2 separate regions of the Mus musculus genome follow, and region 1 is linked to region 2. Evidence: chromatin loops called from intact Hi-C (ENCODE). Cell type or tissue: heart. All regions are shown on one strand. Each heading gives the region's core, and the rest is flanking DNA. Links, peaks and the distances in the headings are about the cores only.

Region 1 (16,051 bases), core at 5,202-13,201, 160 kb after region 2:
AAACAAAAAACAAGAGAGAGAGAGAGAGAGAGAGAGAGAGAGAGAGAGAGAGAAGAAGAAAGAAAGAAAGAAAGAAAGAAAGAAAGAAAGAAAGAAAGAAAGAAAGAAAGAAAAGAAGGAAGAAAAGAAGGAAGAAAGGAAGAAAAGACAGGAAAGAAAGAGAGAGAGAGAGAAAGGAGGTATTTTAAAGAAAAGATAATTATTTCATTTGAGGGGAGAGTAGCAAAGGCAAATGACTGTGTCCATTGGGCATTGGACAAATCAGGATAGGAGCGGAGGAGAGATGCTTACCTGGAGACAAGTGTAGGGATTGTGCAGAGAGAAAGAAAAGTTGAAGCCAAAAGGGTTCAGAAGTTCTCTGAAAGCAGAGACCACTGCCTTAAGTCAGAGGAACCAAGACATGGGAGAGGTCTTGGTGTCAGGAAAGCTGATACTGACCTTAAAGCTCTCTAATTCCAGGACTGTCTGTGGTGTAAAGTGACCCGGTAGGAGCCACAGACACAGGCAGAATGACCACAGTCTCCTGGGCTGCTGAGGGAGACCCATGGGAAGGAGAACAGCCACAGGGAAAGCTCTGTCCTGGAAAGCAAAAGGGAGGTGAGAGGACAGGTGCCCAAGAGAGGACCTTTGTCCCCAAGAGTAGATGGCAAGAGTCAAGGAGGAAAGAGAGCAGCGAAATTGGGGGCGGGGGCGGAGGGCATTTTAAGAGAAAGGTTGCACACAACTTTGAAGAGAGAAGAAGAAAATCCTCAAGAGGAAAAGAATGGCCAGGGTCACCGTGGGGAGCACGGGAGTGGCTCTAGAAGAGGCCACACAGTTCTCAGGGAGCTGGTGCTCTTGTAGTCACAGATGTTGGGATAACAAACGGCCCAGGCCCTCATTCACTCCCTCTTCTATAAAACAAGCGCTGCTGACTTGCCTGACCTCACAGGCTCGGCAGGCACTGAGGATTAGACAAACTGCCTGTAAAGCATCAAGGCCCCACATTTGCTCTGCAAATGGCTCTCTCCTTACTAGATGCTAGTCCGATAGCTCCTGGGCATGAGTGTGCATTTCTGTCTCTGTCAAGATTTTGCGTGTGTGTGTGTGTGTGTGTGTGTGTGTGTGTGTGTGTGTATACTGTATGGGCAAGAGTTATGTGTGGGCTGGGAATGGGGCACCCTGTGAGTCAGCTATTGTGTGTGTCATTGCCTACAGCTGACCCCAAGGCTGTAAATCCTGCCTCTATGCCCGCTAGAGTGAGCACTTTATAGCTCAAGGTCAGGCCCATGAATCAAGAGAGGGGCTGGCAGGAAGCAATCAGGCGAGCTGGGTGGAGCTGAGAGGGAGTATTCCTCCGCATTTGGACCACTTGAAGTAGCGTCCTGGGCTAATCTTGGAATCCTTACTTCAGGAACTTGGCTAAGAGGCCTTCCATTCTGAGACAGGCCTCACATGTATTCTAGGTGCCAACACAGCTGGGGTGGTGGCGAGGCTGGGGTGGGGGTTCATGCCTTTCTCTTGGGTGGGGTGGGGGGATGAGGATGAGATCCGGAGCCCGTGATCGGGCAGATGTGGGGCGGCTGCCCTCTGAGCCTGATGCTTTTATTTCTTCTTTGCCTTTCCAATCTGTCTTAGGGAAAGTGGCCCCAATAAGGCAGCCCTTTTGCTCTGAAACCTTTTTATGACTCCAGCCATAATTAACTCGAGTAATAAAATTTTTCAAATCCAAATAGATATAATTAACATTTAATGCCCCTGGTTGGTGCTGGTGGCTGGGCCCATTAAGAGCGCAGTATTGATTGAGAAGGTGAGCCAGCTGGGCCTGCCGCTAGGCCAGGGGGCAGAGGTGGCTGGAGCCAGGGCTGGCTATGAGCAGGGCTCCAGCCCAGGTGTGAGGAGTGTGGCAGATGGCCAATCCCCACCCCCCACCAAGGGGATCACTGCAGTACTAGTGGCCTGCCCACTCTCAGGCCCTGTGGTCTCCAGTACCACTCTGATCTACCTTCCCACCAACCCTCTCATGGCTTTCCTGTGCCCACAACCTCCCTCCTCCCCACAGAATGTTCCCAGCTTCCCTGGACAAGGCTGCTTTCCCTGAGGAGCACCTGGCTTGGGTATAACTTCTGCTCTTCCCAATTCCCCTTGTCCCCCTGGGTGGCCCAGGCTGAAGGCCTGTTGGTCAGAAGAGAGACCTTAGCTATTACTCAAATAAGACTTGCACTTTCCAGCCTGCCCCTCCCCAGGGAGCTGTAAAGTGGTTCAGTGTAGGGGGCACTCACAAGAATCCCAGGCCTTCCACTTCTGCAATGGCACTGACAGGCAAGTCAGCAGGCTTCTCTGAGCCTCAGTGTTGTCCTCTGTGAAATGAGGACAGTGGGACTGTCCACCTCCAAAGCCGAACAGCATACGCTTTAACCTGTCTCATACAACAACACAAGATCCTAGGTCATAATAATTATTGTCTCCGGGCGGTGATGTGGCTCAGTTGGTAAAGTGCTTAGCTGTATGACACGAGCCCCGAGTTCCCAGCACAGCATAAGGAGAGAGAGAGAGAGAGAGAGAGAGAGAGAGAGAGAGAGAGAGAGAAGCCAGGATGGTGATGCACTTGTAACCCCAGCAGTGTACTGTAGAGGCAGGAAGGTCATTGAAGGTCACCTGTAGCTACGCAGCAAGTTTGAGGCCAGCTTCGGCTGCCTGAGGCCTCAAACCTCTGTCCTTCATGGAAAGAGAGAAAGAAAGAAAGAAAGAGAGAGAGAGAGAGAGAGAGAGAGAGAGAGAGAGAGAGAGAGAGAGAAAGGAAGGAAGGAAGGAAGGAAGGAAGGAAGGAAGGAAGGAAGGAAGGAAAAGAGAAAGAAAAAGGCTTAGAAACGCAAAACTCTCAATGTTTTGTATTTAGTCTTTTCTAATAGCTAAATTGAACACACATTAATAAACAATATCTAGGCCAGGAACCACCTAGCAAACATCTCTCTGGGAATAGGTAGATCCAAAACCTCGGTACTTGGCATGCCTGGTCTGGAGGGTACAGGGCAGAGAAATGAGTGCCATCATCCCCCTGGCTTAAGACTACAAGAAGGTGTGTAGGCTGTGGGTCTTGGTACAAATGAGGAGAAAATAGTACTGCCAAAGATGGACTCCGCCTGCTGCAGCCCCTGTGTGTGACAGAAGTGCTGGCACAGCTGTGGCTTTTAGACAGTGCATTTTCTGTAGTGTGGGAGAGCGGGCACCACAGGCTAGGATTCACAGGTCCATGATACAGCAGCTCACCCTCTCAGCGTGTTGGAAGGGACAGACTCCCAGGCAGTCACCCGCAGGAAGCCTGCGATCGGATGCAAAGCCCATGCCCTGCTGGACAGGGAGAAGCTAGGTAAAGGCTGGCTCCTTCTACTCTCCATCTTTGCCTTCTACTCTCCGTCTTTGCCTCTACCATGCCACTCCTTTTCCCTAGCTTATAGCCGTCTCTCCACCGAAATTCACCATCACCTGGTCTTCCAGGAGCTTCTATCTGTCGACATTTCCCCAGCTAAATGAGTCCCCACAACTGACTGGCACACCCTATCGGTCAGGTCTTGGACTGAGCTTCAACTTGGCTGAGTCTGCTCCTCGCACAGTGCTCTAGAGGCCTCTGGAGAATGCTGCAGCAGCCACCAGAGCCATGACTAGACAACCTCTGCTCTCCGCTCATCTGTGTGCAGCCATCACAGTACCAGGCCCCGCTGAAAGTAACCGAATAAGCAGACTTCCAATCAGGCAGAACTGGGGGCTTCAGGGGACCCTGTCTACCTGAAAGGCTTGAAGAGGCTGCTTCCGGAAGAGTGGACCCATGAGCTGAGTTCCAAAAGGTTGCTGTCCAGGCAGAGAGAAAGATCTTGTTGAAGGCCCACCGGTGAGAGACTATGGATTCACTGGGACCAGCTGCAGGGGGATGAAGCAAGCAGAACTCAGGCTACCCCGCTCAGCTCAGGCTAGCCCGTTCATCAGTGGTCCATTGACACCTGCAGGTTTTGCTGAGGAACCAGGAGCCTTCAAGTTCCAGCTGCACATGTGCTAGAGGCAGAGGGCGGGTCCCCTTGCTCGACTTCTCCGAGTCTGAGTTCTGGTGTCTCCTCAGTAAAACGGGGGTGATAATCCAACTGCTTCTCTCATGCTTCACACTGGGCCAGGCTTATTGGGGTACGGTGAAAGATGCGGCCAGTCATGATTTCTACCAAGAACGATTCCAGTCTTGGGTGTCAGGCCCCTGTCTAAATATTGCAGGAGCTCAACAGCATGGGCCGTCTGTCCTCCTGGCTCTGAAAGGCCTACAGAGCAAAGCAGGTGAGGCCCCGCTCACTTCCAGAGGGACCTTCTAGTCTTTCTGCCCTCTAATCTCTGCCTGGTGCTTGCAGGTCACCTCTCAGCTTTGGCTTTTGTTCCACTTTTTCCTCTCTTGCCATTCCATGGTCCGTTCCACCCTCTGCTTCTACCTCCTCTAGGAAGCTCTGTCTGTCTCAGCCCCGGCCCCCTTCCTGCTCAGTTCTTTGCCCATCAGCCTTACAGTAGAGTCTCGTGGGCCCATCCATCCCCAGCCTGGTCAGGCCCTCACTCCTCTCTAGCCCCAGAAGCAGGGCCCCAAACACTCAAGTGTTTTAGGGGTTTGGAATGGGTCATGATAAAAGGGGAAAGAACGGTCCAGCAAGATGGCTCAGCAGGAGAGTGTACCCGGTCCAGCAAGATGGCTCAGCAGGAGAGTGTACCCGCTGGTAACTGGATGGCCTGGGTTTGATTTCCAGAACCTATGTAGTGTACAGAGAAAATCACCTGCTAGAACTTGTCCTCTGACCTACACGTGAGTGTGCACACACGAACACATACAATGCAATTTTTAAAGAAAAATTTAAAAGACAGGAATGAGGAAAAATAAAAAAGGGCATAGCATTAGCGTGTGCAGGGGCCACTCCCTGGAGCCATACTTTCTTCTTGCCCTATGAGGAGAGCTGGCTATGAGAACTGTAATAGCTAGGTGTCACCCAGAGGGGTTGCTGGTAGCTGAGAAATCCATTGTGCAGCTGGTAACAGGCTCCTCTCCACCCCCAGCTGCCTCTGTTCCACCCCTGTCCCCAGCAGCTGCCTTCCTCAGGACATAAGCCCGTGTTGTCCTGTTGCTGTTGACCACTGAGCACTTGAGTGGGGAAGAGCCATGCAGATTATCAACCCTGTCACTCTGCATTCCCAGGCCGTAGCAGCTTCATGGTTTCTCCCACAGGACAGCCATGTGTGTCCTCAACAGCACCCTCACAGTGTGCAAGCCCTGGGCTTTAGGTGACATGGATCATTTATTCGTTAAAGTATGGAGAGGCCAGTATCATCCTGAGTGAGCTTCTAGGTGAGGAAAAGCCCCTGTGGGTGGTGGTCCCTGCTCAGAGACAGGATATGACTAGCAATCCATTTATGTATGTATGTATGTATGTATGTATGTATGTATGTATTTATATAATGTATATATGAGTACACTGTAGCTGTCTTCAGACTCACCAGAAGGGGACATCAGATCCCATTACAGATGGTTGTGAGCCACCATGTGGGTGCTGGGAATTGAACTCAGGACCCCTAAGGATGCTCTTAACCGCCAAGCCATCTCTCCAGCCCATAACTAGCAATCCTAAGGGTAGAGTCAATACCAGGTCTCCCTGACTTCAGAACCCATATTCCGCCATTCCAGGCTTCTTGCCTAAGTCTTGTTGTTCCCTCTTTCGGGCTGGCTCTGGCCCGGATCCTGCCTAGGGCTGAGCATCGGTATGGAATCCAGGACTGAAAACCTGGGGACTGTGGAAAGGGAGAAAGCAGGGAGAGAGCTATGCTGAGAGGGGGAGGGCCTGCTCGAGTCGCGCTGACCTCTCCCTTCCTGTCCTTTCCTGTTCCCTCTCATGTCCCAGACCAGGCAGAAACAGGGGAAGATTAGACTCCTCCTCCGCCCTGTGGGCATGGGCTTCAGACAGGGATTGCCACGTGTGTTCAGTGTGGCACCCAAAACCCAGACTAAAGCAGCCCCAACATTTTATTCTTTAAAAGAACATTTAACTGGGCAGTGGTGGCACATGCCTTTAATCCCAGCACTTGGGAGGCAGAGGCAGGGGGATCTTTGAGTTCAAGGCCATCCTGGTCTACAGAGTGAGTTCCAGGACAGCCAGGGAGCTACACAGAGAAACCCTGTCTTGAAAAACCGAATACATTTTATGTGTATATGTGTATGCATGTTTGTTTGTGCACTCTCGGCATGCCTAATGCCCTCAGAGGTCAGAAGAGGGTCATTAGATTCCACGGACTGGAGCTACAGCTGCTGTGAGCTACCATGTGGGCACTGGGGGAAAACCTGATCCTAATCGTTTTTTGGACAGTGATTTTTGCCTGTATGATTAAAGGAAAATGTACCTACCTAAAGCACTAAATATCCAAAGATATTGATAAGATCTATAATAGTAGCAAACACTCAACGAAAGGACTTGAAAGAGCCTGACATTAGTCAAATGTCTTTACCCACAGCCCTGCAAAGTGGGGACTTGACTCTTCCCACTACACAGGTGAAGCACAGGGGGATTAAGTAACTTTTTCAAGGTATTCAAAAGGGTGCAAAGTGACTCATAATAAAGTAGAGACTTTTGTAGATGTGGAGGCATGCTCTAACCCTAGCGGTAGCTTTCCCAAGTAAAGGGACTGGCTTGCTTTTTTATTTATTTCACTTTGGTGAGAGGGTAGTCTTTTGTTGTATAGTTCAGACTGGCCTGGTATCTAGGCGAGGCTCCAACTCATAGCCAGCCTCCTGCCTCAGCCCCCCAGGTACTAGGATTGCAGAGTAAGCCACCATACCTGGCTCAAGTTTTTAAATGAAAGGGGACAGTGCATTTGAAAGCAGCCCTTTCTGGGTTTATGCTCCTGCAGTCTACATCTGAAGAGTGAGTCACAGCAGGTGGCCTTCCAGCTGGAAAGGCCAACATGCTCCTACTTCAATTGCTATCCTACAGATCAATTAACCAATTACAAATCAGCTAATTAATTCAGTTGCATTCCCACTTAACAGACTGTCAGCCTTGGAAATGGCCAGCACATACAAACTGCCACCTCTAAGGTGCCTGCTGCTTTACTGCCCAGCAAGCCCAAGCAGCGGATGAGAATAGGAAAGAAGGGGCTGGAGAGATGGCTCGGTGGTTCAGAGCACTGGCTGCTCATCCAGAGGTCATGAGTTCAATTCCCAGCAACCACATGGTGGTTCACAACCATCTGTAATGGGATCTGATGCCCTCTTCTGTCATAAAGGCATATATGCAAATAGAGTATTCATATATATAAGTAAATTTACAAAAGGAGGAAGGCCCTAATAGAAATGTAGGTGTGGAGAGGAAACCCTTGCTAGGTGCTTTGTCTGCCTCTTTCCCCACAGAGCTACACCACCTCCTCCTTCCCTTGAAGCCAGGGCTGCCTTCACACATGCATGCTAAGACAAAGCAGAGGGATGGGGATAACGAGTCTGCAGCATGCCCCATCTCTAGATTGCCAGACTGCCTATCTCCTCTGCCTGCAGCAGTGGCTCCTATGCAGGCACCTTGGCCTCAGACACCCCCCCCCCCACTGCCCATTGCTCTATCATAGTCTGGCATCCAGAGGAGAGTGGAGCAGAGGACCCCGAAAGGCTATGGTGGAGGATGAAGGGAAGAGACAGAGGGAACCCCCTGGGAACTGGAGCTAACTAGAGAAGGTGGAGTTGGATGTGAGTTTAGGGAGGCTAGAGGAAGAGGCTAGAGTTGGCTCAGAGACCTGGAGTTAGATTCCAGTTTAGAGTGCCTCTGGGTTTGGGTAAGTCTGCCTCCGCCCAAAAGAAGAGGATTCAAATCGTAACTACCATGGGCTCTGATTTGGAACCTAGTGTAGCAAAATAAGAGGGAGGGTGGAGGTTGGTTTTGGAGGAAAGCCGAGCCTCTAGTTTCTCCAGCGGGGAGCTGCCTAGTCGGGGGCCCTTGACACTCATAGTGCAGCCAGTGGCCAGCATCACCTAGGAGCTTCTGAGAAACGCCACCGAGGCCCCACTCCAGAGCTGGTGAATCAAATCTACATCTTCACATGACCCCCAAGTGTCCGGAGTACACTTAGTTTGAGAGGCATGTGTGAAAGCTTTTCTGGAAGGCCTGAGACAGGGGCAGGAAGCCAGGGGGCACCCACAGCACCAGGGCCCCTACCTAGCACCCCCTCCCAGTGCTGGAGCCACAGCGACACCTACTGGCTATGAACATCTAGGCCGCCTCCTCCAGGACGTTTGCTTTACGGTCCATCCAGCCTTTCCTAGCCTGAACCCCCCACCCCTGAACTAAAGATGGCCTTCCTGCGTTCTGGGAATTTGGAGGAGGTACAGAGTGGTCATGAGTTCAGTGTGAAACAGAGCTGTGTATAGGCTGGGAACTGGGGCCTTGGAGTAAAGAAGGCAGGCATACAATGCTTAGGACACATCCCCAGTCCTGGCCAAGGCTCAGCAGCACTGAGCACATGTTCATTGGCTATTGTCACTCTGACCCAGGTCCAGATGGCCAGGGTTCAGCGGTGCGCTCCACCCATCATCAACCGATGCCCTATGAGAAGCTGGGATTTAGATGAGCATCTAAATGCCTGTCTCCCATAGGGGGACCTTTAGAGGAGTCACTGTTTAAAAACACAGCTTGGCCAAGTGTCAGATATTTACAATCCAAGGTGGTGGTCAGTCGTTGCTCATTTTCATGACAGAATTCTAAGTCAAAGGGGACACTGGGGCCAAAGGGCTAAAAAAAAAATGTCAGGAAGGAAACCAACCCACATTTGAGGCAAGTCTCAGCTGACCTAACCCCAAGGGACTTGGTTCACCAGGGCTGTCAGGAGAAGGTCTTATATCTGGACAGCAGAGACCACCCCTGTCATTTCCAAACCCCTGCTCTTGCTGGATCCCCTCCCACTAGCCTGCTCTGTGTAAAGAGGTTTGCCTGGGAACTAAATGAATGTGATTGCCCACAGTGCTTGCCATTAGTGGTGATTAGTTAAAACATCAGAGTCTAAACAGTCAATTGGTTCTAATAATTAATACTGTGGTTCAACGGTGATTGAGAAAGGGAGGGGAAAAGAGACAAGAAGAGAAAAAAGAAAACTCAGACTGACAGATAAGCCCCAGCCCCACAGCTACCGTTTCTTGACCTGTATTGGTACTCTGTGCCAGGGCGTTTCTGCCCCGACTCTGCTCTCATAAATCACACCATTCTCTTAGGCAATATCATTATTATTATTATCTCCGATCTGTAGCCAAGAAAAATGTGGTGTGGGCATATAAAAGCTACTTGATCCTTGGTAACAATTTGTTAAGTGGATAAATAAATATGTATAAAGTAGCCAGAACTGAAAGCCCAGGTTAGCCTGATTCCAAACTCATGGTACACCCTTCTCCCAGCCACACCCCTCACGTTCTTCACACACAATAGTCTGTGTCCTTCCTGCATCGACATCCCTTGTCCACAGCTCCCACACACAGCTTCCTGTCCTTTCTCCTGCTCATCGCCTGTCTCTCATCCCAGTTCTTAGATTGTCGCCGGCCCATCATAACACCACTAAAAGAGTGTTTGGGAAATGAAGCAAATATTCCCGTCCAGCTCCTCCTCTGTCCTTCACCCCAGGAGCTGGGCCCCAAAGGCTGGGCTTGCTAACCTTTAACTGCTCCCACGCCCAGATCTGGACTTTCCTGCCTGGTTCTGGGAAAGGAGTTGCCATCATGGAGCAGGCTCTGCTGCTCCCCACCCCCCTCCCAGGTCAGAAGTAGCAGCAGGAGCAGCAACTAGGAGGATGGCTGTGTGTGCGTTGCTATTAATCACCCCTCCTGGTCCGCTAACGAGGCTAATGCGGTAACTGACAATAGCCCATCTTGGTTCCTGATTTAGGGGCTTGAGACGGAAGCTGGGCTCCTGGGAGTGAAGACGTGAATTCTCCACGACACTAAACCTTCAAATAAATCTCCTCCAGTCAGAGAAGCCCAGGGCACTAAATCCCACGCGCCGGTAATTGAAACCCTTAGAGCTTTCTTGGTAGGGAAATTGCTGAGCGAGAGCGCAGCCCAGGGGTTCCGGGTGGAGTGCTGGGCTAGCGCACAGGCCCGGAGAGGGTTCCGTGATGGCGGAGGCTCCCAGGAGCCCATGGGATGTCTGTTCTGATACGTGCAGCTACCTGGCCATGTTTCCAGGCATGAGCCTTACTATCTGGCTATGTTCACCAGTCACTGGTTTCCCATCGGGTCTGTGAACTCTTGATTTGGAGGCAAGTACAATTACAGAGAGCCTCCTTTTTTTGAACCCCTTGGGACATTTCACTATTATTGAATAAAGGTTCTTGTAAGCAAAAGACATTCTCAGTGTGATGGGGGCAGCCTTCCTTCACCTGGTCCCACTTCTCTTTCTGAGGCCCCGCCCACATGCCCTTCACATCCTCCCTCGTTAACTTGGTCATTGGATTCTTCAACATTTACTAATACCTGCTGTATACCAAACCCTAGACCAGGTCCTGAATATACCAGATGAATCAGACACCCTCCTTCCCTCACAGAGCTCAGGACAAGGAAGGGAAGCAGATAAACACATAGCTGCAGTACTACATGTGTACAAAGATGAGGTGAAGGAACGAGAAAGAATGACTAAAGTCAGACGTAGTGGTGGTGCACGCCTTTAATCTCAGCACTGGGGAGGCAGAGGTGGGCAGCCTGATCTACAGAGTGAGTTCCAGGACAGCCAGGGCTACATAGAGAGATCCTGACTCAGAAGGAAAGAGAATGAGTCTGGTGAAGTCTTCCAGGAGCAGAGACATCAGAGGATTTTTTTTTTTTTTTTTTTACAGGATAAGAATTACAGGTTGCCCATGAAGAGATGGGTGTCGAGGGCGGGTGTTGTTGGCAGTGAGAATAATGAGGAAGAGCTAACTCTTGTCCAACCACACCACACGGTGTTGCTGGAGAGGATATGAGGCTGCAGAGGGCCTTAGGAGATAACAAGTATGACATGGGAGGGGTCCTAAGTGGTTGGATGATGGGATCCAAGTTGTATTTTAGGAGGCTCCTCCTCTCTGTAGAGATAGCAATGGAGTAGCGGAATTTACCAGCAGAGATAGACAAAGGTGGCGTCTGAACAACATCCCATGATAAAGGAGAGATGTTCTGCTGCATCCTTACAGGAGAAGACAGCCAAGAAGGCAATTTACTCCATACAGGAGCCTGAAGAAAGAGTAAGTGTGGAGAGGGTGAATTTAGGGAAGGCTGTGAATGGTGGTTCATCCCGGAACAGAGAAACCAGGGGGAAGGCAGAGCTAGAGAAAGATGCACCCACCTCAGGCTTGCTGGGCCTTAAAGGACCCATGGGATGTCTAAGTGGAGAAGTTTCAGTGTAATATATGGTTGAGTAGGAACTGAGGGAATGACACCAGAGGAGGGGCTTGGCATCCACAGGGAGAGATATGAATGGGGACAAGGACACGAAAGAGTATTGGGGCAGTAGAGTGGATAGCACAGACTCCAAGCACTTCGTTGCCTGCACTGACGGTCTAACACAGCGCCTCACCAAGTAACCGTAGGCAAGCTACAGAACTTTGTATGCCCCTGATTACAGGACAGGATAAGTTGCTCAATGCTGGGTGCAGAGCACGTATATGGTATTATTGCTCCCCAACCTCCTTGCCCCTTCCTCCCCAACTCAGCTAGGACATCTCAAGTGGGGCTGTCCCTCAGGGAAACCTACGTGGATTGCCCTGAACAATAGAAATGTCCACGTTATTGGCTCCGTAAAACTGTTTGCCTTTCTCTGGCACAATTGCAATATAAGGATTGTTGAGTGTTTGATTGTATCTGTTCCCTCATTAGACTCCATGCTCCATTAGGACAGAGATGTGGTACTGCCAGATCTGAGTATGGAATCTAATATATTCGAGACTCGCTGTGTGTTTACTGAATTAACAGATAAATTACCTAGGGTATCCATTAGACTTGACAGACAGTGATCATTGATGACGGAGAACAGTTTCCATGGTGATCATTGATGACGGAGAACAGTTTCCATAGAGTGGTAGGGATGAAAATTGATGTAGTGAGTTAAGAATTGGTTAGGGGACTTGAGGAGACAGCTCAATTCCTGAGGATCCGACTTCATCCTTAGAACCCACATCAAGAAAGTGAAATGTAAGCCGGGCGGTGGTGGTGCACACCTTTAGCCCCAGCACTTGGGAGACGGAGACAGGCGAATCTCTGAGTTTGAGGCCAGCCTGGTCTGCAGAGAGAGTTCTGCGACAGCCAGGGCTACACAGAGAAACTCTGTCTCAAAAACAACAGCGAAGAGTGCGATGTGGTAGTACATGCTTGTACTCCCGACACCGAGAAGGCAGAGACAAGGGGATCTCTAGGGTCTGGTGACCAGTCAACCTAACCTAGCCTGTCTCAAGAAACAAGGTGAACTAGGCCTGGTGGTGCACACCTTTTTCTTTTATCATAGCATTCAAGAGGCAGGCAGCTCTGAGTTCAAGGTCAGCCTAGTCTGTTTGCGTTCCAGCCAGCCCAGGCTCCATAGTGAGTAAAACTGTCCGTCTTTATTTGGGGGGGGGTAGATTTACTTATTTTTCTCAAAGATTTATTTATTATTATAAATAAATCCACTGTTGCTGTCTTCAGACACACCAGAAGAGAGCATCAGATCCCATTGCAGATGGTTGTGAGCCACCCACCATGTGGTTGCTGGGAACTGAACTCAGGACCTCTGGAAGAGCAGCCAGTGCTCTTAACCGTTGAGCCATCGCTCCAGCCTGAAACTCTGTCTTAAAACAAACAAAAGAACCCAAGGTAATTGACCCCTGAGGAATGACACTGGAGGTTGACCTCTGACCTCCACATGCACATGCTCACGTGCACGCAAGAGCGCGAAAGAGAGAGCACACACACACACACACACAAAGAGGTGACTAGGAAATAGAGTATAAACAGCAAGCAAGTCTTTGAAGTATCTGCAGTGAGGCAAGGAGATAAGGAGAGGACACTCACTCCAGGAAGGGACAGGTGGGTTGTTGATGTGACTGTACTGTGGGAGACACTGGAGATGTGTGAGCCATGCTTCTCCAGGGAAGCAAAGGATGCAGAAGAGAGGGGGCTGACACAACACTTAAGCTGGAGTGAGATTCTGAACCCCAAGGGAAGCTGGAATGGGAGGAGGAGGAGGAGGAAGAGGAGGAGGAAGAGGAGGAGGGTGGAGAGGGTTTAAAGGACCTCGGGCCCAAGAACGCCTTATTCCAGATTCTAGTGCAACGCGAAGCCCCAGGAAGGGGAAGCAGAAGGAGATGAGCCTCAAAGTGGTAAAAATATTATGGAATTGTCTCTGGGGAAGGGGAGACAGCTGACCAAGGATGTAAAAGGATTGTTTAGTAGTGCTGAGAGTGGAAACGGAATTTTTATTGGCACATATCTGCGTGGTTTTGTGGTTTCCCCAGCTGCTCATGGCCGTCCATGTGTCTGAGACCAAAAGGAGGGCGGTCAGATGATGAAGAAGGCAGAGAGTACAGAAGTAGAGTATGTTGGCCAGAGGGTACAGAGGTGATGCGTTGTGGGGTCCAGGCAAGTGCCCACAGTGGTGGGAGTTAGAGACATGTCCTATAAGGAGGGTTGAGGAGTGGCGCTTAACCTCCAAGGGCTCACAGGGCAAAGCGGTGGACTGCAAGACCCTGGCCCTACCGACAGGCCCAAAGAACATGGAGGTAGAAGACAGAAAAGCAGGTCTGCAAGAAAATGGCGATTCTAGGACTAGCTAGCGTTCCAGAACCCTAAGAAGATAAAGCAAAGGGAGTCTCCAGAATTGAGGGTGGAGAGGATTTCATTGGTGTGTCCTCATGAGAAGGTGGTGGAGAACTCAGCCAGCGCCTCTCCCCCTTGGCCGGGAGCATCACTCCTGGGACTGCCTGTGCCTCTATCTTCATGTTTTCCTCCTGCATCATCTCCTCTCCATTTGAGCCCACCCCCACCACCGCGCGCGCGTGTGCTCACGTTCATCTCTCCATCTCTCCTCCTCACACCCTCCCTGGTGGTCCCCTCCCTGGACCCTTCCCCTGCCCTGCCCCACCCCAGCCGGCCTGAGTGAGCAGGAACCCCTGCACCTTCATTTCTCAGGTCACCGCTTGGCTAATGGGCTATTAATTTGCTCAATCGTCCCCTGTGAGGCAAACTCAATTTCTGCCAGCCAGTCGTCCCTCCCTGTCGACAGCGTGATTGATTGGAGGAACAGCTGTCACCGCCCGGCTGCCTGCTCCCTGCCTCTTTCCCTCCTGGTCCCACCACCCCTCCTCCTTGGGCCGCCGCCCTGCGCCCACAGAAGCAGTGCACCCCTGCCACCTGCCTAAGGATCTGTCGCCAGCAATGAAAAATGACAGAAATATTTAAGGACAAATAAGGTTTCCCAACGCAATTGAAAATGATTACAGGCAGCTACAGATGGGGCCAATCTGATGCGCAGCAGCAAATCAAATCGAATTTCCTTATCGGCGTATTATTTTAGGCGTTATCTGGCACGTTGATGCAGTTATCAATTCAATTTCAGCCGCCGGGCTGCTGTTTACCGACTCGCCTTTGCTGGGAAAAGGTAAACATGCTCGGCCCAGCAAATTAATTTCTAGCTGAAGCCAGAGGCGGCAAAGGACGGCTACCCAGGACCTAAGGCCTCCACCTTGGCCCTGGGCTCCGGCAGGTCAGGCTCGAGCTTGCCCAGGAACTGAAGCCCCACCAGCTGCCTGCCCCTGCCCTAAACTGTATGCTGAGCTTCTCGGAGGCTGAGGTGACCGTTGTTGGCTCCTCTGCTGCTGCCAGGGAGAGGTGAAGGTCTCCCATTAATTCCCAGCTAAAAATGACAAATTCATCTTGGACGACAATTAAATGAAGTCAGTAATTGATGCTAATTGATCTCCAGATGCGAGGGCCCCCTTAGCCTCAGCCACGGGCGCGCGTGGCTGCCTTGCTCCCTCCCCCTCAGCCCCACCCCTGGCTTCTCTTCCTCTACCCTGTCGTCCCCTGAGCTGAGCCCTTACTTTCTCCCTAGGGATCTACCTCTTTTGATTGCACAGGTCTGTGAGAAGCAGCCAGCCTGGGCTGGGCCAACAGGCAATGCCTGGGGCTAAGCATCTGGCCCGCTGTGGGTCCAGACACACAAGCACTTGCCATCATCGCGGGCACTCCACCCATCTGCCTAGGATGCAGGTAACACTGCCTCCCTCGACCATTCAGGATTTATAGTCCACAGCTGTGGAGGCTCCCATTTTATTTTTATAAGCCCAGAGCCAGAGCCAGAGGCAGCAGCGGGTAAAACACACTTGAAGTTTTGTTTCTTGAAACAGTACAGTTAGCATTTGGGCTGTTGACAGGGAAGGCACGGATCCATAGGCTGGGCGGAATGGTCCGGGGTAATCAAGCTGCACTTGAATATGCGCTTTGGGGTGGGTATGTGTGTGCGCTCGACCCCATGAGTCCCCGTGCCCACTCTAGTGGAAGCACTTGTCTGTGCAGACATCTGAGATGGTATGTGTGCATTGTTCATAGGTGGATGATTTCCTGAATCCTGCCTCTTCCTGCAGTTTGTAGAGCCTAATCCCAGGGACCACTGGGAGGCTCCACCTGCCCCAAGCACCAGTGTTCCATCTGAACACAGGAACTATCTGGAAGGTATTAGTGAAAGGAGGTGGGGAGTGAATTGTAATTCTACAGATGGAAAAGGGGCTATGGTTTTGATCCATGGTTGGGAATGTGAAATAGCTGTGGCCCCTGAAGCACCACCAGTCCTCAACAGATTAGTTGATAGTTGATGTCCTTGGCTCCAGCAAAGGATCATGGACCCAAGGCTTCAGGTTCCATGACCAGGACTAAGTGAATTTAATTGTGCTTTGGCCCTGAGCCTTTTGCTCCAGCTTGAGCCTAAATCTGAGCCTAAACCTTTCCACAGGCTGCCCTCCACCTGGCAGCCCTGCAGATGTTTGGCCACCCAGGAGTCTAGCATGGCTCAGTGCGAGAACCACGGCACACACA
Region 2 (16,051 bases), core at 2,567-10,566:
TCCTGCAGGTCTTCGAAGGGCATGATTCCCCAGTAATAATCCTCGCCCTGATCCAAGGTGCAGGTCGCCCTCCCTTCCAGGGAAGACTGCTTCTTGTGTGACACCGGCCATCGAAAGAGACTCCGATGGACTTACACCGGGCAGCCTTCAAGATGGAGAACTCATCCTATCTTCCCAACCCTCTGGCGTCCCCAGCACTGATGGTCTTGGCGTCCACTGCCGAGGCCAGCAGGGATGCCTCCATCCCTTGTCAGCAGCCACGACCCTTTGGTGTACCTGTCTCAGTAGACAAGGACGTTCACATTCCCTTCACCAATGGCTCCTACACCTTTGCCTCTATGTACCACCGGCAAGGTGGGGTGCCGGGCACTTTTGCCAATCGTGATTTCCCCCCTTCCTTACTACACCTCCACCCCCAGTTTGCTCCCCCAAACCTAGATTGCACCCCAATCAGTATGCTAAATCACAGTGGTGTGGGGGCATTCCGTCCCTTCGCTTCCACGGAGGACAGGGAGAGCTATCAGTCTGCCTTTACTCCAGCCAAGAGACTCAAGAACTGCCATGACACAGAGTCTCCCCACCTGCGCTTCTCCGATGCAGATGGCAAGGAATATGACTTTGGGACCCAGCTGCCATCCAGCTCCCCTGGCTCACTTAAGGTTGATGATACTGGGAAGAAGATCTTTGCTGTGTCTGGCCTCATCTCTGACCGGGAAACCTCCTCGAGTCCAGAGGATCGGAATGACAGATGTAAGTACTTTGGTTGGAACCCCCTCCTCACCCCCAGTAAGCCTGCCTCGCAGAAGTGTTCAACAGGTTGGCAGCATCGCACATGCTCCCAGTGACGGGAAAGGCCAGCTCTGTCCCTTGTGACAGCTACGGATGGCTGATGCTTACTTACCTCTCCTCAATGATCAATGATATATATACTTCTTGCAGGTTTTCCGATGGTACCCGGAGGCAAGCTGGTCTCAGTGCCAGGCCTGCCTGGCTTCTCTGGAGACTGAGGAGGGAAGAGGGTGCCATAGACTCACAGGAATGAAAGTCATTTTATTAGAAAGCATAGGTTCCCAGGGAATTGGGGCCCAAGGAAATTTGCCCACCCCGCCCGTCTTTGCTGTCTTCATGAGGTCCCCTGACGCTAGTGTTTTTATATATATATATATATATATATATATATATATATATATATATATATATATTTGTTTTCCCGCTGTATCGTAGCCAGCATGCTCCAGGTGACTTTATTTTCTCAGCTCTCTGCTCTAGGGTTGGCATCAGGTTGTTTTTCACAGAAGGACAAAGGTGTCGTCACTCACCAGAAAGCATTTCAAACAGCCGTGCTTTCCTTGCGATCACGAGGCTAGAAAGCTGACTTCTCTTGGGACTCAGAAGGCTTGCTGGATGCTTATCCCAGGGCTAGCTTTTAGGACTAGACATAGCTGACCCAGGTGATGGCCTTATGGTTGATGCTCACAACTGTTATTAATTTCTGCTTACGAAATGGCTTTTCTCATGTTCCCCGGTGCTTTGGTAGGTTCTGGCTACATTTGCTAATCGTTTCAACTTAACCTTTCTTGGGAACTTGTAGACTAGGAGGGCAGAACCATGCAGTCTTCTACTCTGATATAATCAGAAAATAATTGTGTTTCGAAGCTTTGGGGCTGTGGGTAGACAGAACAGCTTTCTTCAGGCCTGGTGCGAGTTTACGAACTGAGGGTGCTTTTCCCTCCAACCTTTTGTTATAAGACTTGCTTCATTTTATTTTCTTAAGAAAACTACATCTGAGGTTTCCCTTTCCCCTCTCCTCTGCTTTTTTGTGCTCTTGTCTGCTCTAACCACCAACATGAACACCATTTTTCCCCCTCTCTTCTCTTTATGATGCCGAGGAGAGTAATAGAGACATTGCTGCTTTCTCCCCTGTCGGCCTTGCTTCCTCAGGCTGTCTCCTTGAATTAGGCACTGTGTTAACTTTCCTGTGCTAAAAGGCATCTGCCTACACCCAGCGTACCTTTTCAATAAAAGTCACCATAAAATCAACCTGCCTTGTAAATCCATCGCTCTTTGGTTTTGAAATATGTTGAGAGTGTGTCTTTTATGTCAGTGTCTGTAAGCCAGAGACCTCCCCACTTCAGGGAAAAAGGCTGCGGCTGTGTGTCAGCAGAGCTGCCACGAAGCCCTCTGGCTGTCACCTTCTCAGTTTCTGTTGACTAGTAGGTGCTATGATCCTGCTCCTGGGTGTACCTGCCAGACAGGTGTTTGGCCTTGTGCTGGGCTGGTTTTCTGTTTTGTTTCTGTTTTCCTTTGTTGAATGTGGAAGGCTCCTGGAAGCTGGCCCCTGCTAAAGCTGTGCTGGGTTAGGGTGTGACCAGCTCTTCCCCACTTTTCCCTCCAAGTACAAGTTGAAAATGAAATCCTCTGAAATCCGGGGTGTGATAAAGTGACACCCAGAGATCAAGACTCCTTTCTCCTCACCCCACAAGCCCAGCTCACTTTGAGTGTGTTATCATTTTAGCCCAAACCGGTGTCAGACTGCCAGAGCAGGAGCAAGCTTGTTAGTCAAGTCAGAACCCATGGATGTGGCTATCCATTCCCCTCTGCGTGTCAAAGCCATAACTCTTCTGTTTGCCTGGTTTGCATTGTATGGTGGTGCCGTCCCCCGTGGAGATGGATCCCTCACACAGGAATACGCCTGGGTGGAGAAAAATTAAATGAGTCTGTCTCCCAAGTGAAATGGAATTCTGACCTTGAAATTAATGGGACTCTGATCAGAAGGGTGAGGAAACTTTATTTCAAATTGTCATATGAACGGGAATCCTCTTTCCTTTTGTTTAAAATATCCTTCCTTTATAGACTACTCTGTGTTCTTTCCCTTGTGCACAGAGCCCAAGCTTGTAGGAAGGTCTGGGAGTACAGGATCCTTTGCGCACCCAGATTATCAGGGTTGTATTTAGGACTAATCTTTAGCCAGAAACAAAGGCACCAAGTGAAGAGGAGACTGTCCCCCAGTGGTGGCCCTGGATCCGTGCTCCCTTCCCCTTCCTTGCCTTAGGTATTATAGCTGCTGCCTGTGCAGGGGCAGAGGCTATGCAGGTGGCCGACACCTATGCTTTTGATTCTGAGCTTTTGGAAGGAAGGAGAGACGTTTTCTTCAAGGAAGCCTAGAAGAGCACCGTGAAAAAGTCAGTGGCAGCTTTCTTGGCTCCTGTCATACACCCGGCGTGTCTCAGAATATTTATGGTCTGTTTTATGTAAATACATATTTAAGGGCCGTTAGGAGGCCTGATTATCCCCACTAGATGCCTTTCGGGTCCTCCCTACAGAACCGTTTTGAAATAAGTAATATTTCTCAGATAATCGAGTGACAGTATACAAGACTGCTTCCAAAGGGAGCGAGAGCTAGGGGCAGATGGGGCAGCAGTGGGGGTTGGGAAGCCAGAAGAGTGGAGAGCAACTGTTCAGAGGGGCATCGGCACAGGATGTTTGCATGTGCTCACATTGCCAAATTGAGTCATGTATATTTTAGACTTGTAATTATTAAAATTTAGAATTAATTTCTGATATGGTTGGCTTTTTTTTTTCAGTTCTGTCAGACAATTTTTTTCATAGAATGTTTTTTTAAGTCTTAATTAAATATAATAGTACAAGTGCTAAGCGGGAACGTGGCTTCCTAGAATGTATAGTTTGGTTGGTAGGTGGGGTGGGGTGAGCATGGGTGTGCAGTTTCCTTACCGGGTGGAGAAGTTTTCGGACTGCATTTTAGGTTGCTGGAAATCAGTTTTTATAATGGAAACACTGACAGTTTTTACTGTGGCAGCCACCCCCTGCTCTTGGTTTGCCTCCATATGCAGATATGTCCACATGCCTTTCAAAGCCTGCAGACATGCTGTAATGCACACGTGTTCAGCCCTTAACTGCTGTGCTGATAGGCAGGGTTTCTTTTGTGATTAAATGTGCGTAGGAAAAAAACCAACAGACCCAAGTATAGCCGTTTGGGTGGTGTCCTTTCTTTTAGCGGGTACTTCCTGTTGCTTGTCTGTCCACCCACCTGGGTTTGCAGGTGACCCCAAGGTAGGTGTTGGGCCCTGTGGAGCAAGGAGGCCTGTGCGCTGCAGGACCGACTTACTTGTCCTGGAAAATGGGAGACGTGGTTTTGTGAGAAGCTGTTCGTGAAGGATGCAAAATTCCCCAGGAAGGAGACTGAGGTAACTCCCATTTATTGTCATTCCCTGAACCAGTCCCCAAGGCTCCTTGTCCAGGGAAATGACGCTAAAATTTATGGGCCAATTACGAATAGCCCATGTTGTGCGTTACATATGAAGTGTCTATAGATGTGTTTCCCAGGGCCTTTAAAATAAACATTCCTCATTAAGGAAACTTTACAGCAAAAGAGAAGGTAAGTCCTTACGTGCTGCCTGGTGGTAGAATCCCTACATTTATTACTCTCTCAGTGTGTACTCTGGGGCCTGACATGTGCCTCTCCTGGTGGCTTTCTTCAGGCCATCCCTGTGCCCAGATCCCTGCCTGACTTGTCTTTGACTGGCCTTCTTATCTAACCCCAAATTGGAGTTGGTTAGCATACAAGCTACTGGAGGCCTGAGAGAAATCAGAACTGTCCATGTGGAGCTGTGGCTGGCTTTGCCTTCTGGTTTACCCCGGGAAGGGGCGCCCATTAGTGTTTACCCTTGGTCTTCTCCCCTTAGTCTTCCCTGTGGCCGGGGGAACTTGAGATCTTCCAGAAGCTCCTGTCTTGCTTGATGCTCATCTTTGATATATTTGGAAAGTCAGCCAGCCCCAGGTCCCAAAAGCCCGGATTGGAGATGGTATTCTGCACTCTAGATTTGCCTTTATAAAGGCACGTGCCATGGAAGACCTTATCAATCAGCCTAGCCCACTTAGGCCAAAAGCAGCTTGGAAAGCCAGCTGACATCATAGAGGCGAGATAAAGCGGATACTTTCCAAAGGCTCTGGGATTGGTGTGGGCCGGGAACATTAGTTCCCAGGCTCCACCTCTGGACTGCAGCTGGAGCAGATGACCAGTGTGAAGGGTCAGCCACTGACCAGAAAGAGGGGTCAGAGGGTTGCCTGTATCTTGACTGCCTGGGTTCTGCCTGCCCAGATCTAGCCCTGTGATGCGCTCAGCTGCTTTGGGTTCTCCTCCCACCCCCTTCTCCCGCGGGGCAAGAACTCCTGTGATGTGTGTGGTTGTTACCGTTTGTTCACTCCCAACACAGTCACGGATACTCCCTTTCATGCTGCTGGGTTTAATTGTCTTGTTGGGATAAAGAAATGTTTGCACAGCTAAAGTGGGGCCGGGCTGAACCGGAGCAGTCCCCGATGGCTACAGAGCCATCTGGCCTGGCTTGGCTCTGCTCTGCGCGCCGCTCGCCCGGCACCCGGGCTGGCTCTGGCGGCCGCTCTCCCCGGCCCTCGCCCGCGGTCGCCTCTCACGGAGGGAATGCCTCATCACCATGGTGAGACGCGGACCTGGGGCTGTCCTCCCTCCTAGCCGAGCGCCCTCCCTAGAGTCAATTGTCATGCAGAAGCGATCCGGGCTGCCGTTTCCTCGCGGCCGCCAGCCAGCGCCTGGCTGCCCGCATCGAGGTGGCTGGTAATTGACCGTGGGGGAGGGCGCGGGGACGCGCGCACAGGCCGGGCCACCCAATGGGCAGCGCCTGTGGCCAGGTGGTTCCACAAGCGCTTTAGGGATGCGGATGACCTCGCCATCGCTCTTCAGGAGAAGTCCGCGCGCGGCCTCTAGGGTGCGGGGAAGGTCCGTGCGACACCCTACCCCCGCACTCCACGTCCCCACGCGCCCACGACGCTCTAAGAACCCAGTTCTTTGGCAATGATAGCGACCGGGCGAGATGTGCAGGCGGGTGCAGGGAGTGGTTGGAACTCCGCGCGCGCGTGCGAGTGGCCATGGAGTGGGGTGTGCACTGAACCAGGAGGGGGCCGAGGACGTGGGGGACCCTAGATGGATTGTGCACAGGCATGTGAACCCAGCTTTTCTTTGGGTAGTACAGCTTTGAGGCTTCTCCTTTCGGTTTCAAAAATAATTTCCCGCCTTAATTTTGCTTTTCGAATCTGTAAAATATTCCGGGAGTGTTTCCCAAGTCCGGGCTTGGTGAATCTGCAGGATTGCTGGTATTTGGGCGAGGCAGCCGCGGTCGCCTAAAACGCTGGGAGGCTCGCAGCCAGCACAGCGGGACTCCTTAAAGTCAGGGCAATTTCTGGAACTCTTCCCACGGGAAGTTGTCCGGAACTGCCTTCCGGTCAGCGGCCCCAGGTTGATTATTTGGTAGACTCCTCCACCCCCGCCTTTTTTGTTGTTTGAAAACAAAACAAAAACCTCACAAAGAAAACAAAACCTCACACCGAATCCAAAGTTGCTCTTTGCCCTCTATCCTCTTTAGAAGAGAACTGAAAAATAAAATTATATCTTTATTTTTAAAAAAAATTTTTAACCCTTTACTAACCACCACCATCGGCTCAATAAATATTAGCACAAGATAAAATGTAACATCTGTGAATACTCCAGATTGAAAGTGTTAATTCATTTAATCGAATTGAAATTTTTAATTTTTTTTCTTGGTTTTAACCCATAAACCACATGCATTAGGTTAATAAATATCAGACCACACGTTGGCATTACTCGTTATAAATACTTGGGATTTGGGGTGATGATACATGTCATCATAAAACCCACACAATTTTAACACCAAAATAACCATAATTTTTGGAGTTGAATATTCCCACGCGCTGCAATCGTTCTCAGCACCATTTTTATCCCTCTTAAAGATCAGCTGCAAACTTCTGGATAATGTATTGCTCTTCAGCTGCCAACGTGCCTTACAAATTTTAAAAGTGTCACTTCAGTTGTGCATTTGTGACTGAACAGAGCGTGTTTTTATCTTCAAAGTGTGTGCTCTGGGTGGGGGATTGATAAATATCTCTTTGGAGGAAAGAGAAAATTTTTCTGCAAGAACTTTATGTCAGGCAAGATGATGCTTGGCTTTAATCTCAACCCTAGGGAGGCAGAGGCAGGTGGATCTCTGTGAGTTCAAGTCCAGCCTGGTCTATAAAATAATAATAATAATAATAATAATAATTTAAAGTAGATAAATGAGTAGAAGTTTATTATACTTTTTCCAGGTTAAGGATATGGAGTGGATAACCCTGGTAGAGGCTGGATAAATAGCAGGAATTTATCCCATTCCAGCCTTACCCAATGGACTAAACTTATTTTTTTAAATAAATACATTTTAGTTTTGGTATTAGGAAGGTGAGGGCTCTGTGTGTGTGTGTGTGTGTGTGTGTGTGTGTGTGTGTGTATGTGTTTCTTGCAGTGGTGACAAGCATATCAAAGGGCTTGTACATTTTAGATAAGGTCAAATATATGGATCTAGGTACAATCTAGACTTTGAAGTTCCCATTAGCATGCTATGCATGCGCTATAAGACCACACTAATTCTAAAGATATGCAGGCTCAAGTCAAGAAGGAGGCCTCACTTAGGCCTTGCACTTGATGACCATAAAGGTGGGGAGATTTTTTTCAGGAAATATGTGAAATCTTTTCTTCAGACACAGACTTATTTTACTGATTACTTGGGGGTAGTAAAACACTCCCATAACATAAAAATAATTGAGATTTTACTTTTTTCCTCCTAACCTTCTGGGAACTCAAGAGTGGAGTGTCTTCTTTCCATATGCATTCCCACAGTATGGTGCTCAGAGACCCAGGTTCTACACCTATCTCCTTTGGGTGTGTGTTTAAAAGTTTTTGTCTAGATTCTGGTTGAAGCTGGAAGTAATGGAGCAATTTGGGAGCTATGTAGACACATAGAACCGTCTGGCCTTTCCGATGTTCCATGGTCAGTGTGGAACTGAAGTGGGGGGCCGGATGACAGGACCCTGTAGTACGGTGTCAAGAGACAGCAAACTCAGTAAGCCTTCTGTGGCTCACCTCATGAGAACTGTCTTTCCCTACTGACATCCATTTGTGGCTGAGACTGATAGCTTTGCATCTATCTCAGAGCAGCAGGGACAGAGCTGGGGGTGGGGTGAGGGCGAGCAGGAGCAGCCCCAGAAAGGCCTCTGCTTTATTTTCAGGTATATGATTCTCATTTAGGTGCCAGCTAATCCTGTATTACTCTCATTTGACCTTGCTTTTTTTTTTTTTTTTTTTTTTTTGGAGTTTGATTTAAATCAAGTCAGAGCAGCCTTGCATAATAAATACCTGTTAGAGGGAATAAAAGCTGGGCGGGGCCCCTTGAGCTTCAACTTGAAGGAGTTTCACAGGGAAGGCTAAGAGGCAGTAGGATGTGATAGTCAATGAACGCAGCCTCCGGAGTTGAGTTACGACCCTTTAGCTTACTTGCTAGGCAAATTACTTAACCTGTCCAGGCTTTAGTGTTCCTACCTGCAGGTTGGGACTCACACAGCCTTTAACAAAGTTGTTGTGAAGGACTGAATGATCACAGATCCATAGATAACCATTAAGTGTCCATATGTAATGATGGCTGTCATTCCCAGGACGATGTGGTAGATGATTCTTCCTTGATAGAAACCCCAGTGTAGCCAAACACGGAGGGGTCATTAGCGGCCAGCATGTGCAAAGGACCCTCTCACCCACTCCACCTATGGTAACACACAAAGAGGTAAGGAGGGAGGGAGGGAGGGAGGGGGAGGTTGTGGATCAAGCCTTTTTCTGTGATGGCCAGCTGCTTCACTTCCCTTTATTATCATCCGGCCACCAAGATTAACCCTGGGTTTATTCACAAGCAAGTAAATATGAAGAGTTAGATAAACTGGGTGTCCAAGTCCAGAAGGGACTTGATTAAGTTAGAGATCCAGTGGCCCAGGCCAAAGAACCTCAGTCTTATGATGCTTTCTTAGTCAAGACTTTTGCATTATCACATAGTGTTGGGAATAAATAGCGAATTGGAATCTGTGAGTGATGGTGGCTTGGGCCTTGCCTAATGAGATTTGCTAGCGTGGTATTTAACTAGTATTAGAATGCAGAGTTCCAGAGTTTTAGTACGTCCGTAGATTTTAAGTTACACAGACACTTTCACCCCCTTCCTTGCCTGTGTGAGACAAATCCGTGAACCTCCCCCCATCTGTGTGTGTCACAGTCCTGTGGCATGATGGATTGTTTGTGCTTGGGGGAGGCTTAGGATGGGGCTTGGAGGGGCCTTGCAGGTCAGGAGAGAAATACAGCCACAGCTCTGTGGCAGGGGGGCTGCCAGGGAGGGATTAGGGGGGGCGGGGCTAGGCGGGGACAGACCTCCTATGCATGTAGTGCCTGTATTCATTCTCCAGGGAGTAAAAGAGGCCTGGCTGCCATTAGTCAGGGCCACAAATAAAGTCAGTGCCTCTCTCTTTGTCAAAGCAAGCCCCATGGGGCTAGGGAACATCTGAGAATGACTCTGCACGTCTGTGGGGAAAGGACAAGGACGAGACCAACCCTCTAGCTGAGGACCTTGTGTTGAAGGCTGTGGTTCAAGACAGTAGCTCATATTTGGAAGGTCCCATGTTCACATAAGTGTGCGTCAGTGGCAGCCACCAGAGACTGGCTAGCAGTTAGCTGTCTCCATGGATTTCTTTGCGGCTCCCTGTTAGGGGCCACAGCATCTCCATGGATGATGGGTCCACCAAATTCTGCTCCCAGTTACCAGTTTCTCTTCTCACACAGACATAGAGGTGTGTGGCTGGCAAACACATACAGAGCATTCTTCATTTTAAGTGGGGTTTTTGTTGTTGTTGTTGTTGTTTTAAGACAGGGATTCGCTCTGAGGCCCAGGCTAGTCTGGAACTTCCCTGTGACTTGTAATGATCCTCCTGCCTCAGCTTGCTCTATACTGGAATTACAGCATGCCACCAGATCCTGCTCATTTTCAGTTTTGAAGGGAAGGCAAATTTTGAGACTGAAGTCCAAATGGTAGAATGTTCCATTCCTTAGGAATAGTGGGAGAGAAGAAAGGGGAGTGGAGGTGACTCCAGAGGCAAAGGCAGTGGTACACGCTGAGGGGAGGAATTAGCAGGGTTGCAGGGGCTAGGCTTGGGCTTCCTTCCTGAGCAGTTAAAAAAAAAAATCCTTAGAACAACAGAAGTCTGGATGCATGGGCTTCCTTCCTGACAGGCCGACCTGGTGGGGCTTCATTCACCCCAGCAGCAGTCAAGGCTGATTTACAGGGTGGGGTGGGAACCTTGACATGCCGGGTTAACCCTTTCCTGTCCACAGGGTTGCTAACACCACCTCTTTCTGTCTTCCCACTGTGACGCGGACAGCTCTTTGCTTTCCTCCCTTGGTCACTTCATGAGAGAACTCAGACCAGGAGGAGCTGGGTCACTTGTAGGAGACCTTGCAGTCTGCGGTAGCTGGCTCAAGGCTGATAGGCATGGGCTTTGGGTGAAGGTCTATTACCCTTTGGAGTATCACACTTTGATCATGGTCTCTGCATTGTCGTGGTCCTAGAAAACTTGGGGGTGTTGTTGTTGTTTTGTTTTCATTTTTTTACAAGGCAGGGTTTCCCTGCATAGCCCTGGCTATCCTGAAGCTTGCCCTATAGACCAGGCTAGCTTTGAACGCAGAGATTCGCCAGTTTCCACCTCTTTTATGCTGGAATTAAAGGTGTGCACCTCCTGGCGGGAGCTCAGTTTTGTTACTGTGAGATATTGGTACTGCAAAGAGAATGGTGCTTCCTCCTCTTGGCTGGTGGGTGAGGATGGTAGAAATGATGGTAGAGCATGTCACCGGTAGAGAATACATGGGTTGATCATTCAGCCCGATTTTCTCAGGCATCTACATTGTTCCTAGCACTGGGCTCTGTGCTGGGGAGGGAAGGGTGAATAAGAGGGATAGTCATCGCTTGTGCTGTCCTGGAACTTAAGGTTCAGCTAGCATCTGAAGAGCGTTATGAAAGGTGTTACTGCTGAGAAGTCTAAGCCAGCATGGGATTAGAAGCAGGAGTAGCTGATCTCATCTGAGATTCGGGTATCTATGAAGCAGGCAACCTTTAAGCTGATATCAGAAATCGGGCTGTTATTTAGTCAAAGCAGCTTGGGACAACGGTTTGGTTTTTTTTGGGGGGGGGTTTGTTTTTTGTTTTTTTTTTTATGGAATATTGCCTCTGAGAATGGCAGAAAGGACTCCAGAGCTGGCATGGGTTGACTAAGGGACTTGACTAAACTGAGAATACCATTTTTCCACAGTAGGATCTGAGACGTGACCTCAGATAACCATGGTACCGTATTCAGGCCTTCTTGACAGCATCCATTTGGTGTTTAGATGATACTGAGGCCCAACACCAGAGAGGACCCTGCTTTTAAAGTAGCTTCTAAGCCAGGCATGGTGATTCATACCTGAAATCCCAATACTCTGGAGGCAGAGGCAGGTAGATCTCTATGAGTTTGAGAACAGCCTTATTCTACATAGGGAGCAACAGACCAATCATGGCTACATAGTGTCTCAAAACAAACAAACACACAAAACGGAAAAGTAGCCTTCCAAAGATAAGTCACTATAAAATAGTATCTGATGACATATAACGTGTATCTTAATATCAGAAATCCCAGCAGAAGCTAGAACCAAACTTGGCAGAGAATAAGGGACCCAGCAATGTTTTTCCTGAGAGAAGGAAAGGCCTTATCATGCTGGTGTTTAGTCAGGTAGATAAGGGCCCTTGTCTTTTTACCAAAGTTCATGGTCAAGTCTATACTTGGTACTCCACAGAAATATGATAGGTCTCACGACTTTAGAGTACTTGGCAGGCCTTCACTAAGCACCTAGATTCCTGGCACCATCTCCTGGCAAAGTTTCCAGTGGGAGGAACATTGCTCAGGCTTGCCATTCACAGGGTAGGTTAGAGCCAAGAGTATTGAAGAAGTGAAAAGATAGCAGAGCCAACCGTTGTCCCAGCCTGGTGCGCACAGACACTAAAAGCAGTTCCTGCAGTGGGGGCCTCCACCAGCCTGTCTGTGGTTTTCCCTGCCTCTTATCTTCCTCATCTCGCCACATTCACAGCATTTCCTGCGCTTCTGTGTGTAGAGCGTTTGGCCCGGTGCTGTCTGCAGGGGAATCCGAGAACGAGATCCCACTTCCTCTTCTTGAGGGCCTCTTGTTCAGCGTGAATAGTGAGGATGTGCACGTGGGAAAAGTGACCCTTGAACAAGCATCGTGAGTGTATGGACCGCGGGACAGGGAGTCAGCCCGGTGACTGGGGTTCACAAGTGAGCTGCTTCATGCACCTGTGGTGACGGGGAGGAAGAAGGAAGAGGGTCAGGACTGGTAGCGACTGTCCTCCATAATACAGATTCCCAGGGCCCACATTGCACTTGTTCCTCTGAGTCTTTGAACCACTGTGAGTTCAGAAGGAGTCTTCCTGGTGATTTCCATGCAAGACTGAAGGGAAGGTTTTGCAAAAGAATTTGTTCTTAAAGGGAGGGCTTAAGGACTAGTTAGAAAGGATAGACTGTGTTCTACCCAGGGATTCTGGAGGCTAGGGATGAAGATGTGGGTCCTGGGAACCAGCAGTACCTTCTTTCAGCCTCCTGCTATGGAACCATCTGTCCAGCTGCCTCTGACTCGGCCATTCCCAGTTCTCCCTTGTCCTCTCGTCTTCATCCCCCTCTGCCTCTCTTATTATTACAGATCAGCCGACTGCGCATGCTCAGACCTCCCTTTCTTGGTGCAATATTGTCATTATGAGGCAACCCAGCAGAGGGGTGTGAGGTGCTTAGCCAGATGTGCAGGAGTCCAGCATGCCTTGATGCTCCTTGGGCTCCAGCCAACAGCTGTCTGCTGGTTGCTGCTGCAGAGGGCTCACTGTGCTCAGGGCTGTTGTGCTGCTTCTGTTTGGGGTTTTTGTCAGCCTCCTTCCCTCTTCTCCAGCCCCGGAGCTTTCAAATGCTTATTTGTACAGAAATAAGGCTCAGAGGGTTGGAGGAATTAGTCACCACTGTCTGGCTTTTTGCTTTTCGTTGGAACCCCTTGGGTGAATCTGCCAGAGGGTAGAAGGTTAAGTGGAATGTGAACAGGGTTCAGTCTGAGGCTCAGGAACTTCAGATGTCTGTGGGTGAGAAACACCTTTGTTAACTATGCATCTAGATTTGGGGGTGGTGTTTCTTCTCAAAATAGCCTCCCTGCTTTAAGCACCACATTGTAGTACAATTATTTGTTCTCCCATCCCTCTGACATGAGCCCACATCTGTGGCCTGCTATCATTCTGTCCAGTGTGTCCCCTCGTGTTGCAAGCCTCTGGCTCCACGGTGACTGGGGTAGTTAACAGATTTCTGCAGAACCATGGTTGAGCTCTGCTGAGGCTGCCTGCTGAGGGCCAGCACAGGGCTGGGTGCCCCTTGGAACATTTGCATAGGAAGAGATGACTAGAAAGTGAAAGGTGACTTCAGCAAGCTATGTGGCTCTGGGTGAGTTACTTTTGTCTCTCTGCATATCATCTTCTTGTCTATGAAAGAAGAGATGGTGAATAGCTAGGCAGTGATGGCCCGTGCCTTTAATCCCAGCACCTGGAAGGCAGAGGAAGGCGGATTTCTGAGGTCAAGACCAGCCTGGTCTACAGAGTGAGTTCCAGGACAGCCAGGGCTACACAGAGAAACCCTGTCTTGAAAAATGAGACAGAGAGAGAGAGAGAGAGAGAGAGAGAGAGAGAGAAAGAGAGAGAGAGAGAGAGAGAGAGAGAGAGAGAGAGAGAGAATAACCCTTGTCCTATATAGGCTCTCTGAGTCTGAAAAGATAACATGGTGCCTTCTCTAATCTAAAAACAGCCATATAGACCACAGCCACACCCACCCACCCACACTTTCTAGAGTCTGTGTCTAAAATGCTAAGTAGCCATAGGATGCCCAAATAGTTAATGAAGAAACCAAATGCCCAACCTAGAGGGAACCACTCACAATCTGTCCTTGAAATTGGATTGCAGTAAGGAGTCCATTTCCCTGACATTTACATGTGATTTTCCTCAGTGGTCGGGACAAAAGTTACCTGTCTTCTGTAGACTGTCTGAGGGCAGGTTCACAGGCCACTATCTATCAACACAAAAGTGTCCAGGCGCCCTGCGAGAGGAATTCACCCATTGCTTTGCTTTTCAGCAAAGTTTTGGGGAGCCTTTATGTTTTCATTTTCTGGTTTTCCTTCCTCTTCTGTGTGGGCAAATTTAGGTCAGAAGCATGCCATCCCGGCTGGAGGGATGACGACCAGAATGGAGATGACAAAGGCTTTCTGCCCTCCTTTAGGCTGTAATAGCCTTGCCATGCCTTCCGTACCAAGAGGGTTGTATGGAACTGGGAAGGACTGGAAAGGACCTGAGTCAGTCAGAGCTGGACAGGGAGGGTTGGAAAGAGCGAGCATTTGAAAGAGACTTGACTCCTGAGGTAAACTTCATTGTGCGATTATTTAATAGACCATTAACAAGCAGATTCATTAACAAGATCTTAATTAACAAGTTCCAGGGTTATTCCGTCTACCTCCCAGGGGAACTGTTCTCCTTCTATTTAGTCCCAGAGACTTCCTACCCCTTAAACTAACCGCAGCAGATGCGTTTAAATCCAGTATTTTTATTGCAGACGAAACGACTGTAGGCAGAATGGCAGGGGCATAGTATTCTTCCTAACAATGGCTCACTCCTTCTGAGTGCCTTCTGGGTGTCAGGATTATATGGAGTGCTTTGTAGGTACAAATTCATCATTTCCCAGTAGTAACTTAACATTCATAAAATTCTCTGTGAGACGGTCACTGTTGCTATCCACTTACAGGTGGGGGAAATCGAGGCACCGAGTGCTTACACAACACTCCCTTTGTCACAAAAACAGAAGTAGCAAAACTAAGATTTGAACCCAGGCTGACTGATTTCAGAGTCAACAGGAAGGAAGCAGCCCTGGAGAGGGAGGTCTGTGGGTCCCACTTAAGAAGGGACAGACAAAGAAGGCTGGGGGTGCAGCTCTGTAGTGAAATGCTTGCTTAGCATGCATGAGAGAGACCCTGGGATCAATCCCCAGGGTCCTAAGTAAATAAAAATAAACAAATAAAATAAAACCGTGAAGAAGCTGCTCACTGTGTGCCGGCTGCAGCTGCAGTGCTTTGATGTGTCCGCCTTTGTACTTGAAGCGATTTTAAGGGTCTTTGATAGGGCGGTATTCCTCACATTCCGCAGGTTTGACCCGTTCACAGCCCTTGTCATCCTTACTATGTTGTGTTAGACACCGTGTCTTATTTGTATCTATTTCCAGTACTACTGCACAGCCTGAAGATGATTAGTTATGATCTAAATAGAAAAGCTTGTCAAACAGACCCCGGGATTGGGGTTGCGGGTGGCGGTTTAGGGTCTGCTCACATCTTATGTAGCGCTGTGAAGTCTGCCTCTGAGCCTTTGGCAAGGCTGCAGCTATAAGAGCCAGTTCTGAACTGTGGAAGATGTGCCTGCCTTTCCTGGATCCTTAGTCCTCAGGATGAAAGGGACCAACAGAGCTGTTATAAGTGTTAAATGAGTTAATATAAAATAAACACAGACTCATAGGAACAATATTTAGCATCAAATACATCTGCAGTAAGTGTTAGCTCCAGTTGATACTAAAAACTTGGGCAGGTTTGAAGTATCTTGAGCTGCACCCCACTCCACCCCCTACACACACACACACACACACACACACACACACACTCACACTCACACTCACACTCACACACACACCTTTGCTCTTCATCTCCTTACAGGATTAGGAAATGGCAGTGTGGATGTGGGCTATGTAGCTCAGACTGGCCTCACACTCTCTGTGTAGCCAAGGATGACCCTGAATTCCCAGTCATCTTGTCTCCACCTTCCAAATGCTGTTTTTAAGGCATGTACCACCACACCCGGCTCATGTCTTTGTCTTTAGATAGATGGAAGAAGTCCCAGGTGATGCTAAGGAGCCAATGTGCATCAAGTTGTTTCTCCTTCCTGGCTCCAGTCATATGAGGACTAAGGCAAGGATGATTTCACCAAGGAATCTCTTTGAACTTCCCAAAAGTCATCCAGTGGGGATAACTAGAATT

Evidence for each region. Hi-C counts contacts between places; a loop is a spot of excess contacts. Peaks named below come from ENCODE experiments on the same cell type or tissue, not always from the same donor. Only the 100,000 strongest peaks of a DNase experiment are listed, where the experiment ranks them.
Region 1: it touches region 2 in a loop (1.9-fold over the local background); 7 of 42 quality-filtered maps call a loop at or near these places.

The regions. Positions count from the first base shown.
Region 1 is chr4:117,316,150-117,332,200 of GRCm38, reverse strand. All of the region lies in intron 2 of Rnf220 (ring finger protein 220), which reads left to right. It overlaps Gm40231 (a long non-coding RNA gene), which reads left to right and starts at 12,771. Exons shown (of 3, transcript XR_868035.1): 1 at 12,771-15,229; 2 at 15,569-15,691. In heart, for the core only: a CTCF peak has its summit at 8,229 (motif pointing left); a DNase peak (open chromatin) is centred at 8,190; H3K27me3 peaks cover 4,928 bases.
Region 2 is chr4:117,474,288-117,490,338 of GRCm38, reverse strand. It overlaps Rnf220 (ring finger protein 220), which reads left to right. Exons shown (of 15, transcript NM_025739.3): 2 at 9-750. The coding sequence starts at 126. Among named protein-coding and RNA genes, the nearest start is that of Gm12827, 13 kb to the left of the region's middle. In heart, for the core only: a CTCF peak has its summit at 5,753; DNase peaks (open chromatin) are centred at 5,658 and 6,228; H3K4me3 peaks cover 1,552 bases; H3K27ac peaks cover 2,314 bases; H3K27me3 peaks cover 1,330 bases.